2 separate regions of the Mus musculus genome follow, and region 2 is linked to region 1. A link is a loop called in an ENCODE intact Hi-C map of the cell type or tissue named here. Cell type or tissue: gastrocnemius. All regions are shown on one strand.

Evidence for each region. Hi-C counts contacts between places; a loop is a spot of excess contacts. Peaks named below come from ENCODE experiments on the same cell type or tissue, not always from the same donor. Only the 100,000 strongest peaks of a DNase experiment are listed, where the experiment ranks them.
Region 2: a loop joins it to region 1, with 1.9 times the contacts of the local background. A loop is called at or near these places in 11 of 42 quality-filtered maps.

The regions. Positions count from the first base shown.
Region 1 is chr6:13,867,766-13,872,765 of GRCm38, forward strand. 2610001J05Rik (RIKEN cDNA 2610001J05 gene) reads right to left here and starts at 3,753. Exons shown (of 3, transcript NM_001352887.1): 1 at 3,674-3,753; 2 at 3,291-3,381; 3 at 1-2,975. The coding sequence starts at 2,946. The coding sequence ends at 2,767. It overlaps 1110019D14Rik (RIKEN cDNA 1110019D14 gene), which reads left to right and starts at 3,804. Exons shown (of 3, transcript NR_045995.1): 1 at 3,804-3,862. In gastrocnemius, no CTCF peak of the experiment used is centred here; DNase peaks (open chromatin) are centred at 2,563, 2,847 and 3,730; H3K4me3 peaks cover 2,483 bases; H3K27ac peaks cover 1,936 bases.
Region 2 is chr6:13,679,935-13,684,934 of GRCm38, forward strand. No RefSeq gene overlaps it. Among named protein-coding and RNA genes, the nearest start is that of Bmt2, 4.5 kb to the left of the region's middle. In gastrocnemius, no CTCF peak of the experiment used is centred here; a DNase peak (open chromatin) is centred at 2,797.

The DNA.
Region 1 (5,000 bases):
TCTGGCTTTCAAAACTAAACTCAGCCCATCTAACTAGCAGACCATTTATCATACATCAGACTCTGGGCCAGGCACCCGAGGGACACCTGTCAATCCTACCGCTGTTCTCTCTGCAAGCAATGTAATGAACTGTGCAATTGGAAAGAATTTGAACTTGGGGAACAAATGAACAAGCAAACCAGAGATTCTTAACTGTCGATTCCTAGATGGGTTTTAGCTCTGCAAGTTTTGTGAACTAATCTGAAGATGTGAGCATGTGTGGATATTTAGTTAGGGAAAAATAATAATCAAAAGTATTTATCAGATTCTCAAAGGAGCTGGTGGTTAAGATCCACCCTAAGACTTTGTGTGTGTGTGTGTTTGTGTGTGCGCACAGTATGAGTGTGCACATAAGAAGGACAGAGCACCGAACCTATTCCTCACTCAGGCTTATTTTTGAGAGCAGGGCTTCTCCATGAATCTGAAACTCAGTGCAGTGGCTAGTGGCTGGGCAGGAAGGCCCAGGGACACACCTGTCTCTATCCCTGGGGTGGAGATTTTAACCCATGTGCTGCTGCCCAGGTTTTATAGGGGTGTTAGATCTTCATGCTTGTACAGGAAGCATTGTTATCAATGGAGCCATCTGTCCAGCCCAGGTTTTTGTGTTTAAGCAAAATCTTATCGTCTAAGTAAGAAATGAAGCTCCTCCCTTCTCACTTTTAATTCTATTAAGCACTAATTATTTAGTGTATATGTGAGATGTTGGGAACACGTATGGTGGTCAGGGTGTTGTCGGCTGTGGGAGTTGGTTCTTTTCTTCCTTGATGTGGATGCTGAGGATCCAGCTCAGGTAGGTCATCAGTAAAGGAATTCGCCTTTATCCACTGAGTCATCTCCTTGGCCCAGTGAAGCTAAAATGTTTAGAAAGCATATCCCTCTACCTCTGCTTTTAAGGATAAAATAAGAAATGGCCATTGTTGAAAACATTCTTTGGAGTAGTTTTGGAAACACACTGTCAGTAAAGACTGTTTTCCTGTAGGAAAACAGGAGGTGATTAAATGACTTCGGCTTATAATGGGCTTTACGTTAGATTTTCCCCATCCCAGAGAAGTTGAGACTGGCAAGGAAGAGAAGGCTTCCTTTCTAAATCTGCTCCAATGAGCTGGTGGACAAAAGATGACAGCTGTCCTGCCACCTGCATGTTCTTTTTTTTCCTAAGCATGCATGAACACGTTTTATTAAATGCCAATTTACCCAAACAAAGACTGTTAGCCTTTTCTCTGGTGAAAAGATAAAATACCTTCCAAAAAAAAACCAGTAAACCCATTTGGTTTCCATGTCTTTATAATGTAAGCATTCCTTACTACTTCTTACTGTTAACTGGAACTCTCAGGCATGCCACATCAGTTCAGTGGGGAAAGGGTCTGCACACTAAATTTTATTGGCCACAGCCTGCTTCCTGACAAAAGCCAAGGCCTGTAAGGGCATCTGGAGAGTGAGACTGGACAAGGCATTTTGGGGAACAGCTGGATTATCTACTTTGAGAACATAGACTACTTTGACTTACTGAGACTATTTCATTCTTCAGAATCAAACAAAGGCCTGAAGATCCTTGCCAAGCTTGGGTCTTCAGGTTCCACTTTCTCAACTTCTATGCAATACAGACAGAATTAAAAGTTCTGTTTGGAACAAAAGGACCTGAAGTGACTCTTGGGTACTAACAGTTTGAGTAGTTTTTCTTGAAACTATAACATTCTAATTTAAATTCTAGCCAGAATATTTGTCCTGGGCCCAAAAATGTGAATTAAAAATCTCTGTAATCTATTGGTTTGGGGACTCTTGGAATTACTAGGGCAAAGAGGGTACACCTTTTTAGCTGGTGTACAAATCAAAACACTTCCTTTCCTATTTGTGGATTTTCTATCAGAATCCTCGTCTATCTCAAAGATGCCCATTTCTTGCCCATGGTGATCCTTTAAGGTAACATAACCAGTCCCTTTTCACTCAGATTATAAATAATTAGCTCATAGATACAAGCAGACCAAAACAATAGGTGAACTGATGGCATAATGGCTATGTATTTGATACAATACATCTCACAAGGAGAAGATACTCAATGTAAAGTTATCTTTTAACAAATATTTTCTCTATTTTAGTATTAGATATGTTTAGTACATTTTTATTAAACTTTTTCTCAGAGATAAAAGTTTTTGGCTAAGATCTAAGTACAATATCAACTTGCGAGATAAAAACAGAAGCATTAAAAAAAAAGAAAACCAGTAACAACAATAAAACAAATCCAAAACCCACCCCAACCGGTTCTCTGAGAGAGTGAGAGTGAGAGTGAGAGAGAGAGATCCCCAGAATGCAAGAGGCAGTGATTATAACAATATAGATTTACTAGATTCTGAACAAATACTTCCATCTTCCAATTCCATGTGCTCTGACAACTTGAAAGTATGAAATAATACTTTTGCAAACTTAAGCCCTCTCACTTTGGCCCCTTCCCAAGCAGCAAATACAAGTTATGGGCCACATTATTAGTGCACTCTTTGTTGTTAAGAGCCGCCCTCCACTCCCATCTGCCCTCCACTCCCATCTGCCCCCATTGTAGAAGAAACAAGTATGAACGTGAAAGCATCTCTTAACTGAGAGTGTTAACTCTCAGCTAACTGTAACCCTCTTGCTGAGAACGGGAGAGATCAAATCTTGGGGTCGGCCTCAACAGAACAATGGTTTTCAGCACACTGGTCAGGGTGCAGTCTAATTCAGAAGAGTCCTTCAGAGTCACATCTGTCCATTTCGCTTTCTTGCGTATATCCCCAAGCAAGCACAGATGCCGGTAATGCTGAGAACCACACCTAATAAGAGTGCAATCGCGTCTCCAGCTTCCACTGCTTCAACAACAGGCAGGATCAAAAGCAGCGAAGCGAGGACTAAGATCAATTGCGTTGAAACTGAATTCATGATGCTAGGATCTGGAGGGCTGAACTTGCCTAGAAGTTAAACACCGAACAAAAGAAACTGTTAAAAAAAAAAGCCTTATTTTTTTTTTTTTGAATGACAATATTAATATAAAACAATCTTTTAGACTGGAATTTGTGAATCATTTCAGATGTCAGTTTAAGATGACAAAACTAAAGACAGTCATTTTAGGTTATCATTAGAAAAGAGAGGGAAAAATGCATAAGATACTTGCCAAATAAAATACCCTAACAGGTAAAAGTCACATTTTATTAGCATGTCTCTTATCTAGAAAATTCAACACAACACGTGACTCTGTGAAGTTGTAAGGAATTAATAAGACTTACCGAAACAAGGGTATAAGTAATTCTACCCAACGTGAAATATTCTCTTTGGAACTTCCGGATGCTGAGGCTAAGAGGTTACTCGTGACACAGCCTATTTTAAAGAGGAAGCTAGAGTCAGTGAGAAACGAACAGCAAGGACAGAAATTGGTAACGAGTACAGAAAACACTCCCTAACAGTTCCTTCAAAAAGAGACTACTAGATTTAAAGTTAGTTCTCACACACAGATTGCTAAATGAAACCAAGCCGAGAAGCAAATTCATCCCAAGATCTAACATAAAGATCTGGAATTCCTTCGCCCTGGGAGGGTGCAAATTTGTTGGGTTGTGCAAGTACACTAGGAGAATCAATCCTGGAATCCCCGGGAGCGGAGTTTGTACCTTACCGGACCGAAAGCAGCCATTACAGGAATGGAGAGCAGGGCGGTGTCGCCAGACTACATTTCCCACAAGCCCTGCTGCCTACTCCCGTCATGCACAGCGCGCTCTGGGATCCCTGACTGAGGGATAGACCACAGGCTGCTTGTTGTTCGGGTTTCACAAGTTTGCCCTCTGGTTTTACTGTTAAAGAGAGGGTGAGTGTTCAAGAAAAGGTTTAGTGAATTCGTAGGACTAACGAAACAACAATACGTGTTTTCTGCCCTGTAAAGGAATTCTAGCCGCATGAATATGTCTTGTTAGTACTCTGAAATAAGGAAGTAACCGTGGGAGAGGGTAGCTGAGGGAAGCCATCTGTTTGGGAATGTTTCAAACCTGGGGCCTTCCAACATTTCTGCAGCAGAAAATCCCCGTTATCATTTTCCAAATGTGCCTAATGACATTTGCTAATTTTTTAAAACTAACGGGGAAAATAAGCACATTTAATCAGAAAGTTTGGAAAATATTGAATCATTTGTGGTGCAAATCAGGTTTAGAAAATATGGTTTCAGCCCTATACACAGATCTTTTCCGATTCGAATTCTTGTCTTTTTCAGAATGTTCACTCTCCACAGCCTCCCAATATTTTAAGATGCCAAGTTTAGTACTCAAAACCATTATAAGTATTATTCACATGCATCTGTAAGCATTAACTTTGAAAAGTTCTTGAAGTCTTGTTACCTGGGATATCCATACTAAATGTTCCTTCTGGCCCGAGCACTTTCATACTTACTGACAATTTGTCATCTTCTCATTGTAAGTTACTCACGGTGCTGAGTTAGAGGTGCCCGGACTTGTCCTGATAAAAATCATGCGAATACTGTGGGCACACTCAGTTGAGTGTCTATAATCAGCTTGTATTCTTGTGTTGTTGGTTCTCCTTTTAAACACAGTTGTATCTCTCTGACGGTAATGATTTATACTTCTGCTTCCCAAAAGACGTTTGGCAGGAACTTCAGCGACATTAGCTAGGAACAATAATTTGATGAAATAAATGTGCCAAGATTTTACAGGAGCTTCACAGAGGTGGTGAACACATTAAAGCAAGTTGTGTCTGATAGATTGACAGTGTTGTTTTTCTAAAGTTAATTATTTTAACAAATTCACTCTAATTGCACTTGTCTTATGTTGCTTTTGGCTTTGTATCTTTCCTATCAATTAGTTTTGGAATAGGACCTCTTGCTTTTATGACTTCCAAAATATCCTCCTACATTCCAGTGTTTTCATTTGGGAGGTTTTATTTTTCCTTATGTATTTGTTTCAGCTAGTGGAAGTCTGCAGACTAAAGTTAGTGCT
Region 2 (5,000 bases), 190 kb before region 1:
ATGTCATTTGTAGTGAATATTAGGTATTTATTTGTTTAATATGAATGTTTCACACTTCCATCTAGGAAAATAAGTCTTATAGTGTATTTTTATTTAATTTTTAAAATATTTACTTATGTGTGAATGTGTTTGTGCAAATGCTATGTCCTCTGGGGGCAGAAGAGTGAATTGGGTTACTACAGCTGGAGTTAGGTATATGTAGCTGTGAGTCATCATAGAAGCTAGAACTCAATTTGGAGTCTCTGCTGAACTATCTCTTCAGTCCAGAGTTTGTTTGTTTCTTAGTTTTTTTCTTTTCACACTTTACTTCATACTACTTGCAGATGGACTTTCAAGACCTTTGAAAACAGTGGTTCTTAACCTTCCTAATGTTGGAACCTTCTAACTTAGCTCCTAGTGTTGTGGTGGCTTCCAACCATAAAATTGTTTTCATTGCTACTTCATAATTTTGCTACTGTTATGAATTGTAATATAAATATCTGTGTTACAGTGGTCTTAGGTAACCCCCATAAAAGGATGATTAGGTCCCAAATAGTCGAAACCCATAAGGTTGAGATCCACTGTTTTAAAAGGTTAAAAACATTGAAGGGAATTTGAGAAATAGCGAAAGGATTAAACAAGCACAAACTACTTAGAATTTTACCAGTGAGATGAAACAACATTTTTTTCCTTTGCATGTATGCATTAACTTCAAATGGGATGTTTCTCAAATGGATATGTGGTCATCTATTTTATGAATAATCTACTATTTTATTAGTTAACCCCTAGTCACATCACGTTTATGTTGTACCCACTTTTCTGAAATACAAATCACATTACATGTGATTAATACCTTTGCATTGTTTTTAATTTCTCTCTCTCTCTCTCTCTCTCTCTCTCTCTCTCTCTATATATATATATATATATATATATATATTCCATTAAAGTGAAATTTCTAATTCAAAAGGTCATGCCTATTAAGCTTTTGATATCTGTTGTCAAAACACCCTTTCAACATGGGCTAGGACTTTATGTCACTTCTGGCAGTGAAGATGGATATTTATTTTCCTGCACTATTACCAAATATAAGTACTACTATTTGCTGATTATACATAGGAATCTTTTAAAACTTCCTATTTTAAAAGTATGTGGAAACTTCTTGCTGTTTCTTAAGTAGTTATTCTGTTTATCATAATATTTTGTGTAACATATTAATATAAGAGGAACTTAGTTATAATAAGCAATCATTTTCCAAGAAAATTGAAAAAAATAATTTTTTTTTACTTCTGACTTTCTTGAAAAGAAACTTAAGAACTGGAGATTAAATATTAAGTTCTATTTAAAATTTGTATGAATTCAGATTGAGCCTTGGCTTATATATCCTGGAAAAAAACAAAACTGAGTTTTCTTAACAGAACATAGCAAATGGCCTTAGATCACACTATGAAGGAAGTTTACAACTACCTTTTTCCAGCCTAATTGGTAATACTGGGCCAAGCTGTACATCTGCTATGGTAGAAAAGGAATATTAACAGGTTTTCTATCTAATTGAAATAAATGTTCTGATTGATGAAGAAAAGCATTTGTTGTACCGTGTAGATTTAGTGACATTTCAAACAAGCATACCCTATTGCATGGTCATGGGAAAGGGTCAAGTCCAGGAGTGAGTGTGTCTGTAATGCCCTTAGCAAATGGTAAATGCTGTGACTTTCAGGGCCTTAGGGCTGTGGGAAAGAACTCTGAAAGCATTAGTTATGTGTGTGTGTGTGTGTGTGTGTGTGTGTGTAAGATTCCTCAACTATGCAAAAATATAAGGATGTAATATAAACTATATGAGGGGCTTCACAGACCTAGAAGAACAAAGGCAGCTGCACTATGAGCCAGCTTCTCAGAAAGATATTAAGGAAAGAAATAAAGAGATTTGCAGAGTGGTAATGGCAGAGCAAGATCTCACCCAGCTACGTTTATTGTTTGTGCTTACAAAGGGAGGCAGATCTCTGAATTCTTTTGCCATGTTAAAAAAAAAAATGTACTTTTTGTCTTCTAAGAATCCAGGGGCTAAATTCACAAAATGATAATTCGTGGGATAATTGAAAGGGAACTTGGAGTAAATGATTGAACTGATTTGTGAGTAGAAGACTCTGCTTTTGTTCTGCATGAGATGAACTAGCAGAGAGCCACGGAAGTTCTTTTTTAGAATTTTTTTTTTTTCTAGCTGCTACCCAGAGAGAACTGCTTGGAAAGCAAACACAGCTATTTTAGAATATTTTCTAACAGGGTTTCTGATTTTGGTCATAAAATTCATGGAGGGTGAATACAACTGTTTTAGAATTTTTCATTCCTTTTTAAAGAATTTTTTTTTTCTAGCAGCTACCTAGAGAGAACGACTTGAAGAGTGAACACAGCTCTTTTAGAATTTATTTTCTAGAAAATCCAAGAATTTTTTACAGCAGGTTTTCTGATTTTTGTCAAAAAAAAACCCATGAGCTCTTCAGAGAGCTTTTAGATTTTTTTTTTTTTTCCCAGCAGAAAGCTACCATGAACAGGCTACAGAGCCAAGAGCTATCTATAGAGAGCTGTCTAGGAAGCCATCTTGAGCAGACTATGTGTTTCAGAAACTCATAGATAAGGTAGATTTTTGAGTGGGCCAACTCAAAGCCAGGATCTGGGCCTGGGCAGTCACTGAGTTGATCAGCCTGTCAACTCTCCTATACCTACCCCACTTCCAGCACTGCCCCAGCTAGCTCACTCAATGCTGCAGTTGGCAGGGGGTCAGCTATCCTGCTTTCATGCCACCAGAGCCAGCCCCACAGTGCTGCCTAATTAAGGTGCAGGGCCCACTCTCCCAAGTGCTGCAGCCTTCCAGGGGCTGGGTCAGTTCTCCCAGCCTCACACCCTTGGGGCTGGCTCACTGTGCCTCTGTCATCAGGGCCAGCTCCACTGTGTTGCCCAGGTGAGGTACAGGGATGCTCACCAGAGTGGGAAATAGGAAATCTTTAAATGACCTAAAACATTTGTATTCTATTTCTCATTCATTTTGATGGTGCTGTCCACTTCATTTTGGCCTTCTTTTATTGCCAGATTTAAAAAATATATTTTAATGTTATATAAGAAAAATCCCTACTTTAAATTTGTGTTATAACTCATGTAATACTATGCATCAATAGTGTAAAAAAAATTGGTCAACTTTCTCATTAGATAGTGCTATTATTACTTTCCAAGTCAGGAAAAAAAAAATCAACTCATGACTTTAGGACATTTGGTTAAATGAAGACAAAGATGTATGACAGTTTTGTCCAAGGATAAAGCCTTTTTTCTTGGAAGGAAACTTATTAAGACATAAGATATAAGAGAAAAGCAAAACAGTGGGATATTTTAGGACAGAATGTTTCCAAGGAAAAATGACAGGATGTTCTAAAGGATAAACATGCTATCCTACAGAGAAGCTCTTAGAAAGTAAATAACTCAAAATGGCTTCAGGAAGTCCCTGAAAATTACCAGATTCACTAGATCTCTCAGTCCCCAAAAGTATATAAATAGCAAAAACTGCTAAGAGTCACTCTCAGACAAGCCCAGCCACTTACCTGAAAGAAGCAGAGACCAGTGGAACTGCTTAGAAGAAACAAAGAAACTCAAGCCAGCTATTCTTAATCCTGAGATTCACTATTGCTAATCCTAAAATTAGCAAGAAGAAAAGTTCCACCATTTCCAGTCAATTTAGAACCAAGTGTTATTAAATACATACCATGTCAGACCTTGGTCAGGACCACTCTCTGTAACTTCATTTGAGTGGTCCTGAGACAGTATGCAGAGGTTTATAAAGACGATCCCATAGGCCACTTTCCCATGAGGCTTTCTTATGTTTTTTAAGAACTACAACTCCCAGCATCCCAGGAGGTTATCCAGTTCTTGGGGAGGTAGAGTTTACTGGTTAATTTTAGTCATTACACTATGCTACCTGAAAGGTCCGTCTTCAATCTGTTGAGCTGCCTGCAGGCAGCTATGTATTCTAGGTTTCCTGCTTTGGTGAGCTTCCGCACATTCTGAAGTGGGCCTTGGTGATGCAGTTAGCACTTAGTCATTTCTGCTCCTATAAGTAGTAGCCCTCACCCACATAAAGTAAGCAACCCTAATAAAACTCATTTGTTCACCAAGTTGGACCTTGGTGGTTTCTTGGTCATGGTTCCTTTTGCTGTTATGAAACACTGTAACCAAAAGCCAGTTTAGAACCAGAAGGCAGAGGCTATGGAGAAGTGCAGCTGGCTGGCTCGCTCCTCATCAGTTCCTTAGCCTGCTTTCTTATACTCAGGACCACAGTGGGCTGGGTCCTTCCCCTATCAGTCATTAATTGAAAAGGCTCTAAAGGCTTGACTAAACATCACTTTATGGTTCCATTTTCTTCATTGAAGTTCCCTCCTCTCAAATGACTCTAGCTTGTGTCAACTTGACAAAAACCTAACCATCATAGGCAGTATCAACACTTTGGTTTGTCATCATTCCCCTATTTGGGGTGAGTCACATGTATGTTGTAACTCACCATAAAAAGTCTGTTACACAGCACTAAAAGATAAAATGTATATTGTTCTGGAAATAACTGCCTATTATTTGAAATTTTTTTAACCATCCATGCAAAAAATGTAAATAAGTATAAATGTTTTGTTTAATTTTAAATTGTAGAAGCACCATGCATGGGGAATAAAGACAACCATTCTTCTAAGCAGTTCTACACTGGGCTAAGAGAAAGGCAACAGTGAATTTTCAATTTTTATTTTTAACACTGTAGCAAAGACTATATTAATGTTATGGCTGTCTAATGAGTCTTGAGCTAAATTTAAAGACATTGGCGATTTGAAAGCTCTCTTACAGCTCCCATTCTACAATGATTTGGCGACTGACATTGTCCTTGAAGTTCTTTGAGAGATGTGTCCAGGCTGCTCGGTTCCTTCTGGGTGGCACCTTTATTCTTGGGGAATTCCCAACATAAGGCACACAGTAAGAAACCTTCACTCTTGTAATCAAAG